Linked DNA regions of Homo sapiens: all the other regions are linked to region 1. A link is a contact called in ENCODE Hi-C or POLR2A ChIA-PET data. All regions are on one chromosome and are shown on one strand. Each heading gives the region's core, a stretch centred on a gene start or an enhancer-like site at or near the end of the contact. The rest is flanking DNA. Distances are from core to core; before and after follow the strand shown. Region 1 holds the start of TMEM54 (transmembrane protein 54). Region 2 overlaps AK2 (adenylate kinase 2). Region 3 has its middle 17 kb from the start of RNF19B.

Region 1 (4,037 bases), core at 452-2,951:
CAGAGCCAGAGACCCCGTCTAAAAAAAATGAAATCTCTACACTGGACGCTCTGGGACATCTGTCTGAAGCTGTGCCAAGAGACAGTCCCCAGGGAGCAGGAAGGGATGGGGCTATTCAGTCACAGACTTGCTGTGTGACCATGCACCAGCCCCTCCCCTCTGGGCCCCAAGTTCCACATCTATAAAATGGGGAGGCATTGGTCCAGCCAGTGTCTGAGACCCCTGGAGACTGCAGGACCCTCTGGAGCTGAACCAGGTCTAGCAGAAGCAGAGGGCAGACGATGGGCTGGACAGGCACCATGAGACTGGAATAGCATTGTGAAGATGGACTGCCAGCCAAGCAGGAAGGGGCATGGCAGCTTCAGCGCAGGAGCCTGACCCACCTCACCCCCTCCACCCACCTACCTGGGAGCTCGGTGTCTACCTTCCAGCTGAGGGCTGGACTCAATAACAACAGCATCCCAGGACCAAGACTTTGGTCAAAGAGGAGGCACGGTGCCAGCATGGGGCTGTGCCTGGAGCACTGGACTGAGCCTGGAGCAGTCCTTGACTTTTTAAATTAAATTGATTGAGACAGGGTCTTACTCTGTAGCCCAGGCTGGAGTGCACTGGCCTGATCGTGGCTCACTGAAACCTCTGCCTCCTGGGCTCAGGTGATCCTTCCACCTCAGCCTCCTGAGTAGCCGGGCTAAATTTTTTTTTCTTTATTTAAATTTTTTGTAGAGACGGATTTCACTATGTTGGCCAGGCTAGTCTCTCCTGGACTCAAGCGATCCGCCTGCCTCGGCCTCCCAGAGTGCTGCCTCCCAGATGAAGCCCAGCTGGCTTCATTTGTCTTACCACTGTGGGAGCGCATAGCAGCGCAGCCGGCAAGGTGCTAAGCGCTTTACTCTTAGAAGCTGCCCTCATCCTCATAGTAGTCCTAGGAGGTGGGAACTACTGTCCCCCTCTTACAGACAAAGAAACTGAGGCTCACAAGGTCTCTCGGCTAGACAGCGGGGATGCCCCAGGACTCTGCTGCCCACAAGCAGCATCACCGTGCCCAGGCAGTGGAAGGAGGGGGCACATTAGTCCCGCTCCCCCGCTGCTGATCCTTTTTGCCCACGGCTTTCCTTCCTGGCCTCGGGAGAGTGGAGAGTATGTAAGTGGGAGCCCCTTGTAAGGGTGGGGAAGCTGAGGCCTGGCCCCGGGGTCCCTTCTGGGTAAGATGGGGCTGCTCTCTCCAGCGTCTCCTCTGCCGCCCACCCGGGGGTCCCCGAGGGCAGTCGTGCGCCTCCGCAGGAAAGGCAAGAGAGGGCGAGGGTAAGAGACGCTACAGCCACATCGAGAAGACACCCGCAGCGCTCCTCCCCTCCATTTCACTGCTGGGGAAACTGAGGCCCAGAGAGGAAAGTGACCCGACCCCGGCCTCGTAGTAAGTTAGAGGCAGAGCAGGTGGCCTGGCCCCCTGGGGGCTCGGGTTCCGGGCTCAGTGCTCCGCTCCTGTGGGAGGGTTGGGGTGGTTCGGGGCCTCCCGCGCGCCCCCAGTCGCTCACCGAGGCGCAGACACATGTCGGCTCCGCGCTGGTCCCGCCCCCGGCTTCAGCGCGGCTCCCGAGGCTGCGGGCCGCCGGGGGACCCTGCTCCCATCCCGCTGGCCCGTCGCCCGCGCGCCCCGCACCGTCGCGCTCGCCCACTTCCCGCCCGGAGCCCGGGGCTGGGCGGCGCCGGACCGGCCTCCCTTCCCGTCACCCCCCGGGCCGCCCGGCCCCGCAGCGCCCCCGCGGCTCGTGCCCCTCCCGGCCGGTCGGACCGGCTGAGCAGCCCATGGCCCGCCCGCTGAGTCAGGCGCCGCCCCGCCCGGCCCGCCCGGCGCCGAGCCGCCCTCCCTCAGCCCACCGGCGGCGGCGGGCCCGCTCTAGAAAGGGAAACTGAGGCTCTGAGGAGCCGCCCCGCGCGGGCCCGCGGCAAGTTGGGGGTTGCCGGCGTAGCTGTGGTTACCGTGACTTGGGTGTGGCTCTTGGGCGGAAAGCCCCCGGGCCCAAGGCTGGGACGGAGAGGGGCAGCAGGGGCAGTGAAAGAGCTGCTGGGGATTGGGGTCTGCCCCTGCCTGCTGTGTGACCTCAGGCAAATCGCCTCCCCTCTCTGCGCTTGCCTTTAGCGCCCGCGAGTCTTGTCTTCCACGCTGAAAAAGGCGCTTTAAGTCTCCTTCTTAGTCGGGAGGGCCTTCAGTTCCGTCCTTGGAAAATCAGGGATAATTCCTGTCCCCGAAGGTCGTGGTGAGACAAAATAGGATACAAAAATTAGGTAAGAAAGCGCTTTCGGCCGGGCGCGGCGGCTCATGCCTGTAATCTCAGCACTTTGGAAGGCCTAGGCAAGCAGATCACCTGAGGTCAGGAGTTCGAGACCTGCCTGGCCATCATGGTGAAACACCCCCGCACCCCCCCCCCCGCCCCGTCTCTACTAAAAATACAAAAATTAGCCGGATGTGGTGGGGCAAGCCTGTAATCCCAGCTACTCTGGAGGCTGAGGCAGGAGAATCGCTTGAACCCGGGAGGCAGAGGTTACAGTGAGCTGAGATCTCGCCACTCCATCTCAAAACAACAAAACAACAACAACACGCTTTGGAAACTCTCCAGACTGTCTGTATGGACAAAGTGTAGACCTAGCAAGAGCACATAGTAGGAGCTTTATTAGTACTGCTCTGGGTTGCTGAGCCCTTTAATGTGTCAGGATGGACCCCAGTGAGGTCCCTTGTTAGTCTCAGCATCCCTTTGGCATAGGTACCATTCCTGCACCTTTGGGCTCAGAGACCACAGACCACTCACCCAAGACCACCAGCTGGAAGTGGTGGAGTAGGCAGGAGCCTGGAATCCCCTTGGGTCTCTGTGCCCAAGTTCTGTAGAGTGGCCACACCGTGGCCACCTCCCTGGGCTCTTTCGGTCCTTGGAGGCACTTACTATGGGAACTGGGCAACATCTGTTCACAGCTTGCCCCACTTACCCCACTGGGCAGTGTCCCAGAGGTCAGGGGCTGGCTGGCTGTCTCTGGGTGCTTGGTTGGAGCCTGTCCTGGGGGCTGTCCACTGTCTGTGTGTCTTTCTGCACACCTGTGCTGACACCTGCGGCGCTGTGTGTGTTGGGCAGTTGGGTCAGATGTAGAGCCTCTGGAGTTTGGAGAACGCATTAACACCATGGGAGGAAGTGGAGCCATTTCTCCTAGGAAGCCCCCCGGGGCATCCCATCTGGTAACCCCCCAGCAGAGCTGCTTCCCTGTCACCTGCTGTCTGAAGGGGGATAATGTGCAGGGAATTCCGGGTGGGGAGACATATTTGTCAGGTGGAAGGGAAGATGGGGGCAGTTTATGAAGACATCGGGCTGGCATCGGAATGTTGATGTCCTCAGACAATCTTTTAGTAGGGCAATTTGGGTAGTACTTACTCATATTATAAATGTTCAGACACTTGTGGCCGGGTGCGGTGGCTCATGCCTGTAATCCCAACACTTTGGGAGGCCAAGGTGGGCGGATCACGAGGTCAGGAGATCGAGACCATCCTGGCTAACACGATGAAACCCCGTCTCTACTAAAAATACAAAAAAAAAAAAAAAAAAAAAAAAATTAGCCGGCGTGTTGACGGGCGCCTGTAGTCTCAGCTACTCAGGAGGCTGAGGCAGGAGAATGGCGTGAACCTGGGAGGTGGAGCTTGCAGTGAGCCGAGATCGGGCCATTACACTCCAGCCTGGGTGACAGAGTGAGACTCCGTCTCAAAAAAAAAAAAAAATGTTCAGACACTTGTAACTGTGGCCCAGAAATTCCATTTGTAGATCTTTATCCTACGCACCAGAGTGCAAAGATATGCATGCATCTAATGGTGTTTGTGGACAAACTGTTCCTAATAGCAAGCAATGGCACCAAAGTGATAACCAAGAGCGATGCAGGAGAGTGACGGGAAGGATTTTGCTTTTTGTTTTACACATGGCTGTATGGTTGAAGTTGGAGTATTAGAATGAATTCATGCCTTGGTTTTGTTGAAAAGAAAGGAAGGGCCGGCCTGGCGC
Region 2 (4,037 bases), core at 1,118-3,617, 110 kb after region 1:
ATGGAGTCACCCAGATCCCACTTCCTTCACAAAGCTACCTTCTTCTCTGCAGTCTGACCTCCTGTACTGCATAATTAGCCCTTCCTTTACACTCTGCTTCTCTTCCAAAATAGACTCAAGGCAGTTTACAACACACATGAGCACAAAAATGCTAAACACAGAACTAAAATTGGGCTGGCGTTGAAATTTTATTAAGAAACCATGGCTGAGGAATGATTAACAACTGAACACAAGACGTAGTTTTGAGTTTCCTCACAGCCAGGGCAAGAAGGAAGACAGTAGAAAGTGAAGCATTTCTTTCTTTCTTTTTTTTTTCTTGAGACGGAGCCTTACCCTGTTGCCCAGGCTGGAGTGCAATGGCGCGATCTCGGCTCACTGCAACCTCCGCCTCCCGGGTTCAAGCAATTCTCCTGCCTCGAACTCCCAAATAGTTGCGATTACAGGTGGGCGCCACCATGCCCAGCTGATTTTTTTGTATCTTTAGTAGAGACGGGGTTTCACCACGTTGGCCAGGCTGGTCTCAAACTCCTGACCTTGTGATCCGCATGCCCCGGCCTCCCAAAGTGCTGAGATTACAGGCATGAGCCACCGTGCTCGGCCAAAAATGAAGCATTTCTTATTTAGTAGAAGAAAGAAGACCAGCTAAACAGGAAGCATAATGAACTCCTAGCTAAGCTCAGAGGAATTTGTCTGCAAAACCCTTACAGAACACCACACAATCAAATTATTTGCTCCATAGCAACTTTACCCCCAAAGTGCAGATCTGTTTGGCTTATTGGCTTGAGGGCTACCTGCACAGGATCTAGGCCCATGTTGTCTTGCCCTCTGATGCTCTGTCTTTCCATTTCCACCTGTTTTCTGCTGGGGGCACCTCAATCTGGACTGGGCACCTGGAAGGGGCCCTCTGTGAGAGCAGCTCATCATCACACTGCCATGGATGACTCTAAACCCAAAGCTGCTGCATTCCCAAAACATCAGAAGCACACTGCTCCCCCTGGAGTTATGAATAATGCAACACCATCAGCTACACAGAGCTGCAATCTGAGACGGCTGCCTGTGACTCAACAGCCTACATACACACCCTCTCCTGGCCACCTTATCCAGAACCAGGAGATAATCGTGGAGGACAAGAGATGGGAACCGGCTCCTTCCCCCAACATAACTCACCCCTCCAGCCTTTCTGGAATACGGGTGATTCCAGGAGCTATGCAAATCCAGCACATTGGAACTTTAGTACCAACAATAAGGAAACAACGGAGGATGGCAAAATAGAAAAAGGTCTTACCTGTGGCAGGTCCTTCACTGTAACAGAGCAAACCTACTTGAGTTTCTCCTTTTGTTTGGATCCATGGCTCATAGCCTTTTCTGTATCATGAGTGCCTTTGAGATCATTTCATCTCTCCCCAGCAAAGTGTCAAAGCAATTGGCACAGTGTTAAGAGGCTGGGGTGTGGAGCCAGACTTGGACTCAGGCTCTGGTTCTGCCATTATCAGATGTCTGAATCTCAAAGTCTACAGACATACCATAGAGATAATAGCAATACTTACCTCCACAGGGTTATCGAGGAGAATAAATGAGATAATGCATGCAGAACCTCTCACACAGCTAAGAATTTAATATGTTAGACTATTATTAATTATGAAAACACATAAAGAATTCTGCATATAATTTCAGAGGTCTATGATTTCTAGGGGATCCTTAGCCTGGTTCCGGATGGTCAGTAAGACAACTTTCTTCAATGCCTACATTTTCCCTCTGAATTCCATCTGTGTTTACTAAGCATCTGCTGTGTCCTGGGCAGTCCAACCCACATGAGTATCTTGGTCACTAGTGTCATCAGCACCTTTGAGGGGTAGGGATCATTCCTATTCTACTGATGAGGTGAGATAACTTGTCCAAGGTCGCATGGTGAAGTCGCTGTTGAAATCTGTCTTCTGACTCGTTGCTCTGTCTTCATCTGAGGAAAGACTTGTGAGGCTTCTGAGGAGGCTGCTCTCCATCCTGCTGTGTTCTGTCAGTGACACTTTGTGCACACAGGAGATCCTAAGACACATACCCTAGGCCCTCAGAGCCGGCAGTGACTTCTTCAAAATCAGTTCCGGCAGCGCTGAGTGTCCATGGAAAAGAGCTCTTATTCAGAGCAGCCCTTCCTGTGTGCAGAGCTACGCAAGTAATTAAATCACTTCAGCAACAAGATCAAGGGGACGGATAAGTGTTAGAGACTGTGTTTCAGTCCTGACTGCCTCTTATGCATGACCTCAGGAATGCCACTTCACCTCTCTGAGTCTGGTTTCCTCACCTATAAAAGTGAAGGACAGTTCTGACTCCACAGGGTGCTGTGTGAGGGTTACGTGAAGTCGAGGGTTACATGAAGCCTTTGCATAATACCTGGCACAACGTCAGTCTTCCGGGAGTGGTAGGACTAGTCTGCATTCTTGGTTTGCAGATTAGATGAGGAAACCCAGGCCCAAAGAAGCAAACAAACAATAGCTCACCCAGTCTTCTCTGTTTATTCTTCTCAACTACACCATGCTGCTTTGCAGGTTGGTTTGACAAACATTTCCCCACAATTAGATGCATGATGACCAAGGGAGGAAAGAAAATTTTCACAGGGTATTTAAAAAGCTCAGGGAACAAACAGATCAGTGCAAATCAGTAAGGCTAACACCTGAAAATGACTCTGCACAGGTGAGGAAGTGGAGCAGAAGAGGGAGGGGCTGGTTCAGGGAACAGGATTTAATATGTCAGTGAAGACCCTGCCTCTCTCTGTAACAAGATGCCTAAAGAAGAATAGTGGTGCTTCCAGCCCAGCTCCCTCTTGTTTTGGGAACAACAGTCATTTCTCAGAAACCTCACTTGCAAAGGCAGCCCTTCCAAAAACATGAGAGCTTTAGTTTGGAGAAATTATTTAAGCTCACTTTTGCTGGAGAGGAAATGAATTTAAACTAGGACACACAGAGAAGCAACAAAGAGTGTTAAAGAAGCAACTGAAAAGGTAGTCAAAGATCTGGCTTAAGGATTAGAAGCACTGGCTTTCTAGACTATGGACAAGTGTCCATTCAACAGTTATCCAGCCTGGCAGGAAGCAGATATCTTTCTGTGTATATCTGGATCCAACTAACATTTATCCAATGTCTGTTGCATGCCAGGTACTGAGCAAAAACCTTCTTCCTATAAATTTCATTTAATGCCATTAAGGCCAAGAAGGTGGCATAACCAACTTCCTTTTTCAGCTGAGGAAACAGGAGCACAGTGAATAACTAACTGGCTGGGATTTGTCCTAGGTCCCCTGAACTCCAAGCACAGTGCTATCTCCACTAGACCAAGCTGCCTTGTCTCTGGGCTCAAGAGAAGCCTGCATAGGAGCTGAAGGTCAAGAGGTTGCAGGCTTATCTCATATGCACATACTTGGACCTCCCTACCACACAGCTGCCAGCGACAAGAAAGGGCTTCTTTTCCTTCCAGCCAGGTCCAGAATTCAATGTCATTTTTCTAGCTTAGATTATCTAAAAAAAATGCCACAACAGGGGATACAAATTTTAACATATTTTATTGATTTAGGGGCCAAACAAGGCAGCATTTGGTCAGTTAAGAAAGGCACCTCATTGAAAATAATACATCACAGTGCTGTTGAGTGATCCCAGTCACAGGATTTGAGAATGGAAAGGACAATCTTTGGATGACATAGCTTAGGACACTTGCTCATTTATTTAAAAGAGTCCCTTCACACAGTGCAGATAAAAGAAGGCAAGAGCATAGGATTGTGGCATGTGCTGGGTAGCTGTGAGAGGTTACTCATGAAAGTAGGTAGCCTAGTAAATTAGTGGTAAGTCAGGGGAAGGGAATCAGCCTCCCTTTCCATTTCATTCCCTTCCCCCTCCCCTTGATTCCAGTTTGCTTGATTTGTTGAGCCACCATCCCTATGAATACACCTTACATCTCTTTCAAATGTGGAGATGGTTTTTTGATCTTACAGTGTGTGGAACCGGAGTCAGTAATCAAAGCTCCCTGTTCCAAGCTATAGACAGACAGGACAA
Region 3 (4,037 bases), core at 766-3,265, 80 kb after region 1:
TCTCTAAACTAGCCCTCTTCTCTCTTCTGTCTTCTCTCTCTCTCTCATACACACACACACACACACACACACACACACACACACACACACACTCTGGGGGTGATGGGATTAATGCTGGTAGAACTGGTTTCTCCATCCTTCAGCATGCCTGGATGTAGTGGTCCTTGCCTCTGCCCCAAAGCCAAAATGACGGGAAACTTGCATTTAACATCTTGTTAAATATGCCTTAAAAAGAAATCCAGGAGAGTTAACCCAACTGTTAATAGTGATTATCTCTAGGTGATGAAGTTATATGTAATCTCTATTTTCTTATTTTTACTTATTTGCTTAAGTTTTTTTCTGCCATGAATTTATTAAGTTTTGTCATAAGTAAAAATAAATACATAAAATTATTCTCTATTTTAATAATTATCTGTGGTCCCACAGATGGAGGTATTTCTATTAAATACTCAGAAGGGAGCCGGGTGCAGTGGCTCACGCCTATAATCCCAGCACTTTTGAAGGCCAAGGTGGGTGGATCAGTTTAGGTCGGGAGTGGCCAAGATGGTGAAACCCCATCTCTACTAAAAATACAAAAATTAGCCTTTTCCTTTTGTGGGTGGTGGCAAAGGTGGACAGAAAGCCATGAAGGCCTTGGGCACACAACAAGAGTACAAGGTGGTGTGTCACTGCCTGCCCACCCCCAAATGCCACACACTGCCCCTCTACCACATGCAAATCTTTGCGCCTAATCATGTAGTCGCCAAGTTCCACTTCTGGTACTTCCTATCTCAATTAAAGAAGATGAAGAAGTCTTCAGGGGAGACTGTCAACTGTGGGCAGGTGTTTGAGAAGTACCCACTGTGGGTGAAGAACTTTGGCATCTGGCTGCGCTATGACTCCCGGAGCAGCACCCACAACATGTACAGGGAATACCGGGACCTAACCACCATGGGCGCTGTCACCCAGTGCTACCAAGACATGGGCACCCAGTACCGCGCCCGGGCCAACTTCATCCAGATCATGAAGGTGGAGGAGATTGCGGCCAGCAAGTGCTGGTGGCCAGTTGTCAAGCAATTCCACGACTCCAAGATCAAGTTCCTGCTGCCCCACTTGGTGCTGTGCCATCAGCAGAAGCCACGCTTCACCAGGAGACCCAACACCTTCTTCTAGGTACAGGGCCCTCGCCCGGCTGTGCCTCAAATAAACTCAGGAACACCCTGGTGGGGAAAAAAAAAAGTTAGCTGGGCATGGTGATAGGTGCCTGTAATCCCAGCTACTCGAGAGGCTGAGGCAGGAGGATCGCTTGAACCCAAGAGGCGGAGGTTGCAGTGAGCCGAGATCGCACCACTGCACTCCAGCTTGGGTGACAGAGTGAGACTCTGTCTCAAAAAATAAAAAAAAAGAAATACTCTCAGCAGGGGTTTGTCCTGGGCACTGGCATCACACAGAGAGGAAGTGAGAGCTCATCCAGGATTAAAAACAAGAATCACCATTTCTGAAGGATTCCTCTGAGCCCAGTTCCTTGTTCCTTCATAGCCATTGATATGCATATCTCATTTAATCCTCAAAATCAGTTTAGGAGAAAAATTATTTCACAGCTGAGGAAACCAAAGATCCTGAGACTTAGAGAGGTTACATTACTTGCCCAGGGACACACAGCTAGAAAGTGATGGAGGCAGGATTTGAATCCAGATCTAAGTGACTTCATAGTTTGTAAATTTTTAACCTCTGAACTTTGCCCTTCCAGTTGCAAGATGCTGATGCATTCCTGTATTTCCAGCTCTTCACACACAGGCACTCATCGATATTAGCACTGCCTAGAGAAGCCAGTGAGGTAAAGATCATTGTCCCATTTTCCAGGTGAGAAAATTAAGGCCAGAGAGGGGACTTGCTCAGTGTGGTCAGCTGAGAAGTAGTGGCATTCCTTCTAGAATCCAGGTCTCCTTTCTTGCCTCTGGCAGCCTTCCTCCTTCCTATACTTTCTGCCAACTGCTGAGGCTTCCGTCTCGAAACAAATGACTCAAGGTAAATCACTGGTTGGACTTCCCCTTTCTCAAAATACAGGAAGTCTGTGTTGTTTGCAGTCCCTGTGGGTGAACAGTTTCAGCTCAGTTACGAAGTAGGCTGGGCCACATAGAGGACTGGGTCCTGCTGGGGCAGGGTTCCAGGCTACTGGGGCTGGCACCGCTGCATTTTTCCTTCCTAAGAGTCATGTCAGTGTGTCTGTCAAGTCAGGCTTGACGTCTTACCCCAAAAAGCCTGCTGTACTATTATGAAATTTAGAAAAATGAGCCCAAGAGGGAGGGGCCCTGTCAATAATTAATAATAACAACTATTATTTCATGTTTATGGCACATTAACCTTCCTACCAGGCACTGTGCTAAGTGGCTGACACGTGAACCCATTTGAGCCCCGTAACAGCCCTAGTAATAAGGTTCTATAGCTTTGGAGCCAAATAACACTAGATACAAATCACAGAAATGCCACTTTCCAGCTGTGTGACATCAGGGACATTATTTACATTCATTCAGTAAATACTTTTGAGCACTTACTATGTGCCATATTTCAGTGAACAGAACAAAGATCCCTGCTCTCTTGTGATGTTTACATTCTACAAGGTAAAGCAAAGTGTAAACATAATAAATATAATAAATTATAAATACACATAAATAAACTGTGTTAGAAAGTGGTAAGGGGAAGATACAGTAGAGCAGGGAGGAGACAAGGAGTGCTGATGCAGCATCAGTGCAGGGAAGAGGCAGGATGAGTTGTTAAACAGTGGTGTCAAGGAAGGTCTTGCTGAGAAGGTGCTATGCATACAAAACTTTAAGGAGGTGAGGGAGTTAGCCATGTAGGTAACTGGGGAAACCCTTATTAAGCAGAAGGAACAGCCAAAGCAAACGCCCTAAGTGTGCTTGGTGGTTCCAAAGAGTAGCCAGGGCCGGGTGCAGTGGCTCACACCTGTAATCCCAGCACTTTGGGAGGCCAAGGTGGGCGGATCACAAGGTCAGGAGTTCAAGACCATCCTGGCCAACATGGTGAAACCCATCTCTACTAAAAATACAAAAATTAGCTGGGCATGGTAGCGCGCCCCTGTAGTCCCAGCTACTCGGGAGGCTGAGGCAGGAAAATCGCTTGAAACCGGGAGGCGGAGGTTGCAGTGAGCCGAGATCGCACCACTGCGCTCCACCCTAGTGATAGAGCAAGACTTTGTCTCAAAAACAACAACAACAACAAACAAACAACAACAACAACAACAACAACAAAAACAAAGAGCAGCCAGGAGGCCAGTATGGTTGAACAGTGAGCCAGGGAGAGAGTCCTCCCTACCCATAATGTTGCCCCAGTGATTCTTTCTTATACTTTGTTCTGTGTTTCCTTCCTTGCTCTTCTCATAATTTCCAAGTATTTAGTTTACTTGAGTGTTTGCTTATTTCTTGTTCTTTTCCTCCACTAGCCCTAAGTTCCTTAAAGTCAGAGAACATATTAGTTTTACTTGGTGTTGACCACAGAGCCTGGGACATAAAAAGCACTTAAAGTTGAATTAATGAATAAACCATCCATCCATCCATCCATCCATCCATCCATCCATCCATCTAGTCACAGTTATGATAGAATCTTCCCATCATGTAGATGGGAAATAGTAATTTCTCAGGGTAACTCTGGTTACCCTGAGAGTTCTAGTTCAGGACATTAGCAAGAGAGTTAAACTGCCTGGGTTCCAGTTCTGGTTCTACTGTTTACTGGTTGTGTGATCTCAGGCAAGTTAAGAAAAAAACCTCTCTGTGCATCAGTTTCCATATCTATCAACTGGCAAAATAGTAGTATCATTCTCTAAGGGAGGGTTGTAAGCAGTGTAAACAGCACCAGGGGTATAGTGCTTATGTATGTGTTTTCCCTATGCAGTCTAGCCATGAGCGTGAGGAATCCACTTCCTTCCTCCTGTACCAGATCCCAAAAGGGCAGAGAGAAGGGCAAGGGGTGCCACGGTGAGTGAGGCTACAGAAAATCCCTAATGCGTGCTGCCACATCTGTGCTGTGTGTTGGCAACTGGG

What was found. Hi-C counts contacts between places; a loop is a spot of excess contacts on that map. ChIA-PET counts read pairs that join two places held with the same protein, here RNA polymerase II (POLR2A). Pooled maps may share reads with other maps.
Region 2: a pooled map shows a loop between it and region 1 (5-fold over the local background). The contact joins the enhancer-like site here to the promoter of TMEM54 in region 1. A Hi-C loop is called at or near these places in 3 of 50 pooled maps. POLR2A ChIA-PET finds 5 or more read pairs at or near these places in 7 of 52 experiments (BJ, H1, HCT116 and 4 more).
Region 3: a pooled map shows a loop between it and region 1 (2.2-fold over the local background). The contact joins the enhancer-like site here to the promoter of TMEM54 in region 1. A Hi-C loop is called at or near these places in 1 of 50 pooled maps. POLR2A ChIA-PET finds 5 or more read pairs at or near these places in 4 of 52 experiments (H1, HCT116, HEK293 and 1 more).

Annotation. Positions count from the first base shown.
Region 1 is chr1:32,899,688-32,903,724 of GRCh38, forward strand. TMEM54 (transmembrane protein 54) reads right to left here and starts at 1,702. Exons shown (of 6, transcript NM_033504.4): 1 at 1,536-1,702. The coding sequence starts at 1,551. LOC105378632 (a long non-coding RNA gene) reads right to left here and starts at 3,513. Exons shown (of 3, transcript XR_947161.3): 1 at 3,420-3,513; 2 at 2,983-3,145; 3 at 1,970-2,240. RefSeq lists a silencer at 1,692-1,831.
Region 2 is chr1:33,006,389-33,010,425 of GRCh38, forward strand. It overlaps AK2 (adenylate kinase 2), which reads right to left. Exons shown (of 6, transcript NM_001625.4): 6 at 1,598-4,037. Among named protein-coding and RNA genes, the nearest start is that of AK2, 28 kb to the right of the region's middle. Within about 2 kb of position 2,368, at least 12 of the 41 ENCODE cell types and tissues checked have a DNase peak (open chromatin) inside an H3K27ac peak, as active enhancers do.
Region 3 is chr1:32,979,321-32,983,357 of GRCh38, forward strand. It overlaps the pseudogene RPL18AP4. Among named protein-coding and RNA genes, the nearest start is that of RNF19B, 17 kb to the left of the region's middle. RefSeq lists enhancers at 1,125-1,741, 1,245-2,444. Within about 2 kb of position 2,016, at least 33 of the 41 ENCODE cell types and tissues checked have a DNase peak (open chromatin) inside an H3K27ac peak, as active enhancers do.